Regions from separate parts of the Homo sapiens genome. Here region 1 is linked to region 2. The links are chromatin loops, found by intact Hi-C in ENCODE. Cell type or tissue: IMR-90. All regions are shown on one strand. Region 1 overlaps TSPAN18 (tetraspanin 18). Region 2 overlaps TSPAN18 (tetraspanin 18).

What was found. Hi-C counts contacts between places; a loop is a spot of excess contacts. Peaks named below come from ENCODE experiments on the same cell type or tissue, not always from the same donor. Only the 100,000 strongest peaks of a DNase experiment are listed, where the experiment ranks them.
Region 1: a loop joins it to region 2, with 7 times the contacts of the local background. A loop is called at or near these places in 2 of 110 quality-filtered maps.

What each region holds. Positions count from the first base shown.
Region 1 is chr11:44,840,439-44,845,438 of GRCh38, reverse strand. All of the region lies in intron 2 of TSPAN18 (tetraspanin 18), which reads right to left. Among named protein-coding and RNA genes, the nearest start is that of TSPAN18-AS1, 110 kb to the right of the region's middle. RefSeq lists an enhancer at 1-89. In IMR-90, no CTCF peak of the experiment used is centred here; a DNase peak (open chromatin) is centred at 3,018; H3K27ac peaks cover 1,433 bases.
Region 2 is chr11:44,763,720-44,768,719 of GRCh38, reverse strand. It overlaps TSPAN18 (tetraspanin 18), which reads right to left. Exons shown (of 10, transcript NM_130783.5): 2 at 4,208-4,294. Among named protein-coding and RNA genes, the nearest start is that of TSPAN18-AS1, 30 kb to the right of the region's middle. RefSeq lists an enhancer at 1,959-2,459. In IMR-90, a CTCF peak has its summit at 2,118; DNase peaks (open chromatin) are centred at 1,079 and 2,269; H3K27ac peaks cover 1,639 bases.

The sequences.
Region 1 (5,000 bases), 77 kb before region 2:
AGCCTGGTATATACACACCATGTCAAAACTCAGTGAGGTACTCATGTGCCAGATACTGTGCTAAGCACTTTGCACGCAGTATCACCTTTCATCGATGCAACAGCTCTATAAGTTGTAGGTCTCATTAAATCCATCTTACAGATGAGGACACTGAGGCTCAGAGGGGCAAATCATGAATAAGCCTCTATGATTTCACCCCATATTGAATGTTGACTTGTATGTCTTACTCATTCGACTTTGAATGCCCAAATGCAGGACTAAATTCCACTGTGTCCCCCTGCTCTGGGTGAGTCTTCAGTAAAAGTCTATGGGACATTACCTCTCTAATAACTGTTGCCTGCCTACCTCACTGGCTTAAACTAATGATGGAATAAGACAGTCATCAGGGAAGCACTTCATAAACTAAAAGAATTACATACATCTAAAGTATTGGCATTGAGGATAATTCCAAACACCACATTCCAATCCTTTTGATACCCCTTTGGAGCCTCCTTTGAATCTGCAATGGTGATGATGACTCCTGCCTCAATGAGTGGTGATGAGCACCAGGCAAGGTGAGGTAGATGGACCAGGCCTGGTGCAAATGAAGTTCTCAATAAACATTCATTTTCTTTCTTCTCAAATGATTCCTGGGCACCATAAGAAAGTAAGAAAGCAAAACACAGACTGGGAAAAGTATTTGCAACACTTATCTACAAGAAAAGACTTATATCCGAAATATATAAAGAACTCCTACAAATCCATAAGAAAAAAAGAGAAAACAACCCAGTTTAAAATTGTGCCAAAGACTTAGGCACTTTCCAAAAGAAGCAATCCAAATAGCTGATAAGCATATAGAAAGGTGCTCAGCATCTTACTACCAGGGAAATGCAAATTAAAAGGCACAATGAGGTATCACTACAGACCCACCAGTTAGCTAAAACTGGGCAGATGATGCCAAGTGTGGATGAGGAGGTAGGGCAACTAGAACTGTTCCACACTGCTAGCAGGACTGTCCTATGACATGCCCACTCTATTTGACAGCATCTATTAAAGCTAAACACAAGACACAGCATTTCAACTCCCAGTTATACACCCAAGAGAAATGCCTGCCTAGACCCACTAAAAGACATGGACTAGATTATTAGTTGCATCTTTAATCATAAGCACCAAAAAAAAAAGGAAACGATCCAATGTCCATCCACAGAAAAAATGATAAGTTGTCATATATTCCTGTTGCGGGGAGTCAGGGACCCCAAACAGAGGGACCGGCTGAAGCCATGACAGAAGAATGTGGATTATGAAGATTTTATGGACATTTATTAGTTCCCCAAATTAATACTTTTGTAATTTCTTATGCCTGTCTTTACTGCAATCTCTAAACATAAATTGTAAAGATTTCATGGACACTTATCACTTCCCCAATCAATACCCTTGTGATTTCCTATGCCTGTCTTTGCTTTAATCTCTTAATCCTGTCAGCTGAGAAGGATGTATAACGTCTCAGGACCCTGTAATAATTGCGTTAACTACATAAATTCTACAGCATGTGTGTTTGAGCAATATGAAACGTGGGCACCCTGAAAAAAGAACAGGATAACAGCAATTGTTCAGGGAATAAGAGAGATAACCTTAAACTCTGACTGCTGGTGAGCTGGGCAGAACAGAGCCATATTTCTCTTCTTTCAAAAGCAAATGGGAGAAATATCGCTGAATTCTTTTTCTCAGCATGGGGAACGTCCCTGAGAAAGAGAATGCGCACCTAGGGGTAGGTCTCTGAACTGGCCCCCCCGGCGTGTACCTGTCTCTTATGGTGGAGATTGCAGAGGCGAAATAAACTCCAGTCTCCCATAGAGCTCCCAGGCTTATTAGGAAGAGGGAATTCCTGCCTAATAAATTTTGGTCAGACCGGTTGATCTCAAAACCCTGTCTTCTGATAAGATGGTATCAATGACAATGGTGCCCGAAACTTCATTAGCAATTTTAATTTCGCCTCATTCCTGTGGTCTTGTGATCTCGCCCTGCCTCCACTTGCCTTGTGATATTCTATTACCCTGTTAAATACTTGATGTCTGTGACCCACACCTATTTGTATACTCCCTTCCCTTTTGAAACTCCCTAATAAAAACTTGCTGGTTTTTGTGGCTTGTGGGGCATCACGGATCCCACCAATATGTGATGTCTCCCCCGGATGCCCAGCTTTAAAATTTCCCTCTTTTGTACTCTGTCCCTTTATTTCTCAAGCCAGCCGATGCTTAGGAAAATAGGAAAGAACCTATGTGATTATTGGGGCAGGTCCCCCCATATATTCCTACAATGGAATATTACATAGAAATACAGAAGAACAAACTACTGCTATATGCTATATTAGATATATATGGAAGGATCATAAAATCATGTTGAGCTAAAGAAGGCAGAGTCAGAGGAATGCACACTGTATGATTCCATTTATATAAAGTTCAAGAATAGGCACAATTGCTTGAAGGTGATAGAAGCCAGAATGGTAGTCACCTGGTTGGGGGAAGGGTGGGGGAAGGGGGAGGGAAAAGGGAAGCACTGATTGGGATGGGGCATAGGAGAGCCTTCTGGGCTGGAGGGATGGGAACATTCTATACTTTAATCTGGATGATGGTAACTTGGTGCATAAAAATTCTTGAGCTGCACACTGAAGATTTATACATTTTACTGTTTATATGTGATTCCTAAATGGAATTTTAGGATGATGGATTGAATCATGCCATTGCTAAGGCCTACCAGCTCTATCATTTTATAATTCTCAGAGCCTGGAGAATGACTCTCAGGTTCTAATGCTGGAATTCAAGGACTTCATGCTCAGTTTCTTCTTTCTCTTCCCTTTCACTGCCCCTGGCTTGCCTAGGAGGCCCTCTCTCGCTTATTATCCCTCCCTGACTTCATGGAAGTCAATCAGCCATTCTTGGCCTCATCATCCCATCTGCACAAAGTGGGTCATGCTGCCTGGACTCTGCTCCAAAAGAGAAATACACGGTCATGCATAGAAAATGCTCTGTGCATCACAGAGCAAAAATGTTAAATGCATTCCCAGAATTGCTAGCAGATGTATCTTTACATGGGGTCAAACACGTTCAGGCAGAATTGCAGTTACTACAGTGAGCGTGTGGCTTAAAAATCCCACTTGGTCCATGTGTGTTTCTTTGGCATGAAGGGACCTAATAGTGGCCATGAAGCAAAAGTCATGGGCAAGGGGCAGCCACGGTTGGACCTGAGGAGGCCTGCTTGCTGGCATGGTTCCTCATCCTTGAAGGAGACTGAGGCTGTGCCCACCTTGGGGCTTCTGCCAGCCTCTCAAAGGAAGGACCACTAGAGCTGGAGTCTGAGGATCTGGGTTCAAGGGCTGCTTTTGCCCTGATGTGTTATGTGACGCTAACAACCTGTTTCCCACCTCTGGGGCTCAGTTTCCCCGCTGCACAATGAAAAGGTGGGCTAGATCAGATTTAGAGATCCTTCCAATCATAACTGTTGATGAGCTTACAGACGGCTCACCTCTTAAAATTTAAATCATAGCATGTCCCTTCCTGTTTAAAGCCTTATCTATGACTTCATATTAGACTTAGAAGAAAAGACTAAACTTATCATTTGGACCTGATGGTGGGGTCACTGCCAACCTCTGCTGGAACCACTGCCCCATCTCTCACTGGGCCCCAGCCATATTGCTCTTCTCTCTACCCATGAACAACCCAAATCTATTCCTGTCCCAGGGCCTTTGCACATACTTCCCTCTCAGATGGAACCCTCCTCTTCCTAGCTCTGCGTGGTCAGCTTCACCTGCTTTAGGGCACCAGCCCAAGGGTCCCCTCCATAAAGGCCTTTCCTGACTACTGTAAGTAAGGCAGCCTTTCTTATTTTAAAAAAATATTTTCCCACCTTCATACTACTTATTACAACATGCAGTCTTTTTTTTTTTTTAGATGGAATTTCGTGCTCTTGCCCAGGCTGGAGTGCAGTGGTGCAATCTCAGCTCACTGCAGTCTCTGTCTCCTGGGTTCAAGTGATTTTCCCGCCTCAGCCTCCCGATAGCTTGGATTACAGGCACCCATCACCACTCTCGGCTAATTTTGTATTTTTAATAGAGATGGGGGTTTCACCATGTTGGCCAGGCTGGTCTTGAACTCCTGACCTCAAGTGATCCACCTGCCTCAGCTTCCCAAAGTGCTGGGATTAAAGGCATGAGCCACCACGCCTGGCCACATGCAGTCATTTGATGAATTCCTGGCTACCTTGTTTTCTGTCCACCTCCTATGCTGGAGTATTAAGCTCCATGTAGGCAGCCACTGTGTCTGTCACCACCAAACCCTCCGGCACATACGCAGTAGACACTCAATAAATCTTTGTGTATCTTTAATCCTGCCAGGCAATACTCCAGGGCTCCTGCTGCCCTGGGGGGTGCTGATGCAAGAGTTCCCCAAGGGATGAAAATGCTCAAGTATTGAGGTCCCAGCAGGTACTGTGATGATACCAGGCTCTTTGCATCCTTGTGTCATTTAATTCTCACTGCGCCCTTGGAGACAAGGAGGAAACTGAGGCTAAGAATAGTACAGTTGTACCCATGGTCATATAGCAGTAACCAGGAGCCCTGAGCTTGGAGGATGATGGCCCCGTGCCACCTGCTGGCTATGGAAAACAGGGATGTGATTCAATCTCTCTAGATGGTGCTTTTCTGTCTGCAAAGTGAGGTTAAGGTTTCCTGCCTGAAATGCAAGCTGTGTCATGATCAAGCAGGATAATGAACGTGGTGTGTTTTGCGCACCATCAAGCAGCATGCCGCTGCGTTTCTGTTGAAACAGAAACAGAGTCTGGGGCTTGCTTTGCCCATGGGAATCTGTGCCTCACCTCTCTGGGAGGCAGCCTGGGGCTGGAATCCTGCTCCATCCCAGCTGTGAGCTGGGCACCCTCAGACACTGATGCTACTTCACTGCTTTGAACTTCAGTTTTCTCATTTCCAAAATGAGAAGAATAATTACCTCACCTTAGGGCTATTAGGA
Region 2 (5,000 bases):
ACCGATAGTTAATATCATACTCAATTATGAGAAATTTGAGGCTGTCCTGCTAAGATCAGGAATAAGGCAAGGATGTCCCTTCTCCCACATTATACTGGAAGTCCTAGCTACTGCAATAAGACAAGAAAAGAAAAGGCATACAGATTGAGAAGGAAGAAGTAAAACTGTCTTTTTTTGCAGAAGATATGATCATTTATGTAGAAAACCTGAAAGAAATTACAAAAAAAAAATCCTGGAACAAATAAGCAATTATACTAAGGTTGTAGGATAGGAAGTTAATATAGAAAAGTCATTGCTTTCCTATCTACCAGCAAGGAGCAAGTGGAATTTGAAATTTAAAAACATAAAACCATTTCTATTAACACCTAAAGAAATAAAATACTTGAGAATAAATCTAATAAAATATGTGTAAGATCTGTATGAGGAAAACTACAAAACTATATTGAAGAAATCAAAGAAGTAAATAAATGAAAACACTGATCAGTGTTCAAAAATAGGAAGACTCAATAATGTCAAGATGTCAGTTCTTCCCAACTTGATATACAGATTCAAGACGACCCCAATCAAAATCCTGCAAGTTGTTTTATGGATATCAACAAACTGATTCTAAGGTTTATTTGGAGAAGCAAAACACCCAGAATAGCCAATCAAAAATTGAAAGAGAAGAACAATGTTGGAAAACCTGACACTACCCAACTTTAAGAGTTACTATAAAGATACAGTAATAAAATGGTGTGGTATTTGTGAAAGTACAGACAAATAGATTATTGGCACAGAATTGAAAGCCCAGAAATAGAGCCGCATATATATGTCAACTGATATATGACAAAGGAGCAATGGCAATACACTGGAGAATAGACAGTCTCTTCAACAAATAGTGCCAAGGACAAGTGGATGTCCCCATACACTAGAATGACACTGAATCCCTACCTCACACTATATATGAAAATTAACTCAAAAAGAATCTATGACCTAAATATAGGAGCTAAATAAAACTCTTAGAATAAAGCACAGGAGTAAATCTCCATGATCTCGAATTTGGCAATGGATTCTTAGAATACCAAAAGCTTGAGCAACAATAACAAAAAAATAGATAAACTGAAGCCTGGGGAATCCATAGAAATTGCCTTCTCTCACTCAGCCTGCCTCAGGCCCTATGGGCAGGGGAGATAAAAACATCAGGAGACTTTCATTTCTGCCTGAGCTCCACACTCAGTGCAAGACTGGGTGGTGAATTGGAGAAGAGTGCCACCATGGGCACAGAGGGCACCTCTAGATGCAGAGAATGCCATGAGGAGCTCCCACAAACACTGTCCTTGGGCTAGGAACCCTGTGTTTGGGTCCTTAACCTTGCTGCTTTTTAGACATGAAGCCTGGAGTCATTTAAATAGCTTATTAATGCTCGCCTTCTGGGGTGTGGGTAGGATTAACAATCATCTACAGAAAGACTCCAGTAAAGATGGCTGTGAGTGAAGTGTCAGCCATCAGCTAGAGGCTTGGGATGAACTGCTCATACTTGAGGTAGCTCCAAGTGATAGCACATCAGGACAGGGAGCTGACACAACCCAGGTCCCTCTCACAGCCCTTTTTTAGACCTCACACAGAAGGAGTTATGTGTCTCCAGGGTAACCCCACTGTTTGGTTACAAACACCCAGCTCTTACATCCCAAGAGCCTGGCACTCTTCAAAGAGGTCACCTTGGGAGGCTACACTATTCCAAGGGGGCTGCCATTGTTCAAAGCAAACAGGGGCTTCCCATGGTAGTCACCTTGACCTTACAACCACCCTGTGGGGTGCATGCTCTTTGCCCATCTTACAGATGAGAAAACTGAGGCTATGGGGGATCAAGTCACTCACCCCCAAGCCAAACAGCTACTGAAGGGCAGAGCTGGGACTCAGCCCCCAATCTTCTGGCTCCAAAACCCCAGCAAAGCTTTTCCATGACAGCACATGCCTCTCTGCCTGTTGCTTTGTGGTCATCTTTATATTTTCCCTGTGATGCTATAATGTTTATCTGTTTCCTGGCTAACAAGAGGGGCAAGGCTAAATAGCTCTGCTCCCTGGGCTGTCCTCCTGAAAGTAAACCAAGAACAACAGCACCCCTGCTGCTTTGCTCTGCACTTAAAGAGATTTTTTACTCTTATACACCGAGGCTTGAGGCCCACGACTTCCCCTGATGGAGAAACGTCCCTGAGAAGAAAGGTCCTGGGGATGGGAAGGTTTTTCTGACTCACTTCAGCGCCTTCTCCAGATTAAGAATACTGGGCAGGATCCAGGCTCTGTGATAAGGCAACCGCTTCCTGTGGGGATCAGGGCAGCTGCTGCCAGGAGGTTTACAATTAAGATTATGGTCCTGGCAGCTGGCAGGGTGAGCCGTGGGACACAGACGCTGTCAGTGAGGGACAGCCTGAGTAGGCCCCAGGCCTCACTTCTCCTCCCACACTGTCCACTAAGGCCTCAGCCTGGCCCTGTTTTTATCTGCCCCTGGGAGCCGGCCACCCTGTCTTGGATTCCAGCTTAAAATAATCTAGGGCAGCCAGTGGCACACTCCAGAAGGGTGAGTGAACTATCAGATTGGTGACTAAGAAAGTGGCCAAGTGCTTTCTGACTATGGGCACAGAGGCAGCCAAAATAGAAAATGCCATTAGGCAGTGGTGCAGCACTTTACAATCTGCACACCCCAACCACCTACCAGCAACCCAGGCAGGGAAGCAGGTGGAGCGGGTGTTGAGGGCACATGTACAAGAAACAGTGCGGGGAGCTTCCTAAGTCTTCCTCGTCTTCCCCAAAGCAACCTGTGAGTAGGTGTCACTGTCCCATTTTAGAGATCAGAAAATCAAGGCCTGCAGGGATTTCATGAGATGCCCAAAATTTAAAAACAAAACAAAACAAAGTATAGGACAAGGAAACAAACCATTTTTATGTTTTTACAGGACATGGAACTTCAGAGAGATGATTTGGCTAATTATTTTTAATCTTAAGCTTCAAGTCACAGACTGAAGTAAGCAAAAGACACAAGAATTGTATGGCAGTTCAGGCAGTGGCTTCAAATCTCGATGACATTACTCAGTGCTATGTGACCTTAGACAAGTCACTTAACTTCTCTGAGGCCTGGTTTTCTCTTCTGTAATGTGGAGGTGATCATAGTGGCAAGATGACATGACAGATGAGAGGACAGAATGGGATGGTGCAGTGAGTGAGCGTCACACTGTGCCTGGCGCATGAAGCCCTCCATCATATTGCTGGTTTCTCTTCTGATAGGCAGGGACTCAAACCAAGGTTCCTCTGCACCTCGGACCCTGTGATTTACCACCAAGGGTCGGAGCCATCGTCCTTTGCCCAAGACAGGCAATCAGATCTCCTCGGAGTTTTCAGATCCCCTCTCCTCTCCATGGCCTTCCACAACCTCCCAACCCCTGACCTGTCACTTCTTCTATTTCAGCCCTGGTCTTGGAATCCCAGAAATGGAGGGCGTGAGTGCTGGAACAGAGATTCAAGTTGCAGCTGCCTCATTTTACAATGAGAAAATGAGGACCAATGAGGGAAATGACTTATAAGTCACATTGGTGGCTGAGGCTGCTCAGAGGACAGACATCCTGGCTTTTCATCCAGAAAGCTTCCATGAGGCCACCCAGCCCACCACCAGTCCCAGAATCATGGTCAGCTCAAGAAGGACTTCCCAGAGCCTCCGAAACAGACCAAGGCTTTTCTGTTCTCAGTTTCACCATGGAATGTGGTGATTGATCCTAGTACTTGTGGATTTAGACTTTGTCCAAAAGATTATCGAGGGCAGAGGGAAGGTAATCACCCTAGGAAGCGATCTCCTTATCACGGTCCCAAGACTGTGGTGGGTATGGGGGAGGCTGAGGTCAGGGAGGGGTCCTTGATACAGATTCCATGAGCCCTCATGACCCTGCCTGGAGCCCCCAGGAGCTCTACTCTTCCTTGAAGGGCTCACTCCCTGCCATCCATCAACACTCACTTCCTGCACCAAGGTGGCCCCGTTGCCCTCACCCATGAGTAAATGTCTAGGGGTGAGGACAAGAGTGAAGCCACCCTTCTCCTGCCCTGCACCCCTTGGGCAAGAGCTGAGAGCCCTCTCACATGGAAGTGGTGGTTTGGAGGGCAGGAAGAGAAGAAGAGAGAAGAGTAGACCCTCTTGTTCGAGTAAGTGAAGATGCCACCCTGCCATGTTGCCACATCATACCTCTTTCCACTGGTGTCTTTCCCTTTGGGCCCAGAGGTGCCAAGGTTCTCTTACAGTGTCCTCCTGACAGTAGCTTCTGGATACACTCTAGAGAAAGAAGAGAGAGAAACACATTTCAAAAAGGCAGGAGTCCTTGGGGACCACCTCAGTCCACATGTGGCTCCCACTCCCCAAGGTCTCCTTTCCCCACTTCCATTACTGCAAGCACAGAAGCCAGACGGGGCACCCATGACTGGTGATATGGTTTGAATGTGTCCCCATCAAATCTCAAATTGAATCATAATTCCCAGTGTCGGAGATGGGGCCTCAGATCTCCATCCAGGCAGGTGGGAGGTGATTAGATGATGGAGATAGTTTCTCATGAATGGGTTAGCACTGTCCCCTCAGTGCTGTTCTCATGATAGTGAGTGAGATACCGTGAGATCTGCTTGTTTAAAAGTGTGTAGCACCTTCCCCTCTCTCTCTCTTTCTCCTGTCCCTATCTGTCACTATGCGTGCTTCCCCTTCCACCATGATTGTAAGTTTCCTGAGGCCTCTTCAGAAGCAGATGCTGTCATGCTTCCTGTACAGCCTATAGAACTGTGAGCCAATTAAATCTTTTTTTATATATAAATTACCCAGTCTCAGGTATTTCTTTACAGCAGTGCAAGAATGGACTAATACAGCTGGAAAGGCAGGACTAAGCACCAGCCCCACAAAGCTTCCCAGGATAGCGTCCCCAGAGCCTGTGAATGGGGGCATATTTTCAATCTTCCCAAGTCAGCCCGGAGCCTATATATCCATGTGATGGCAT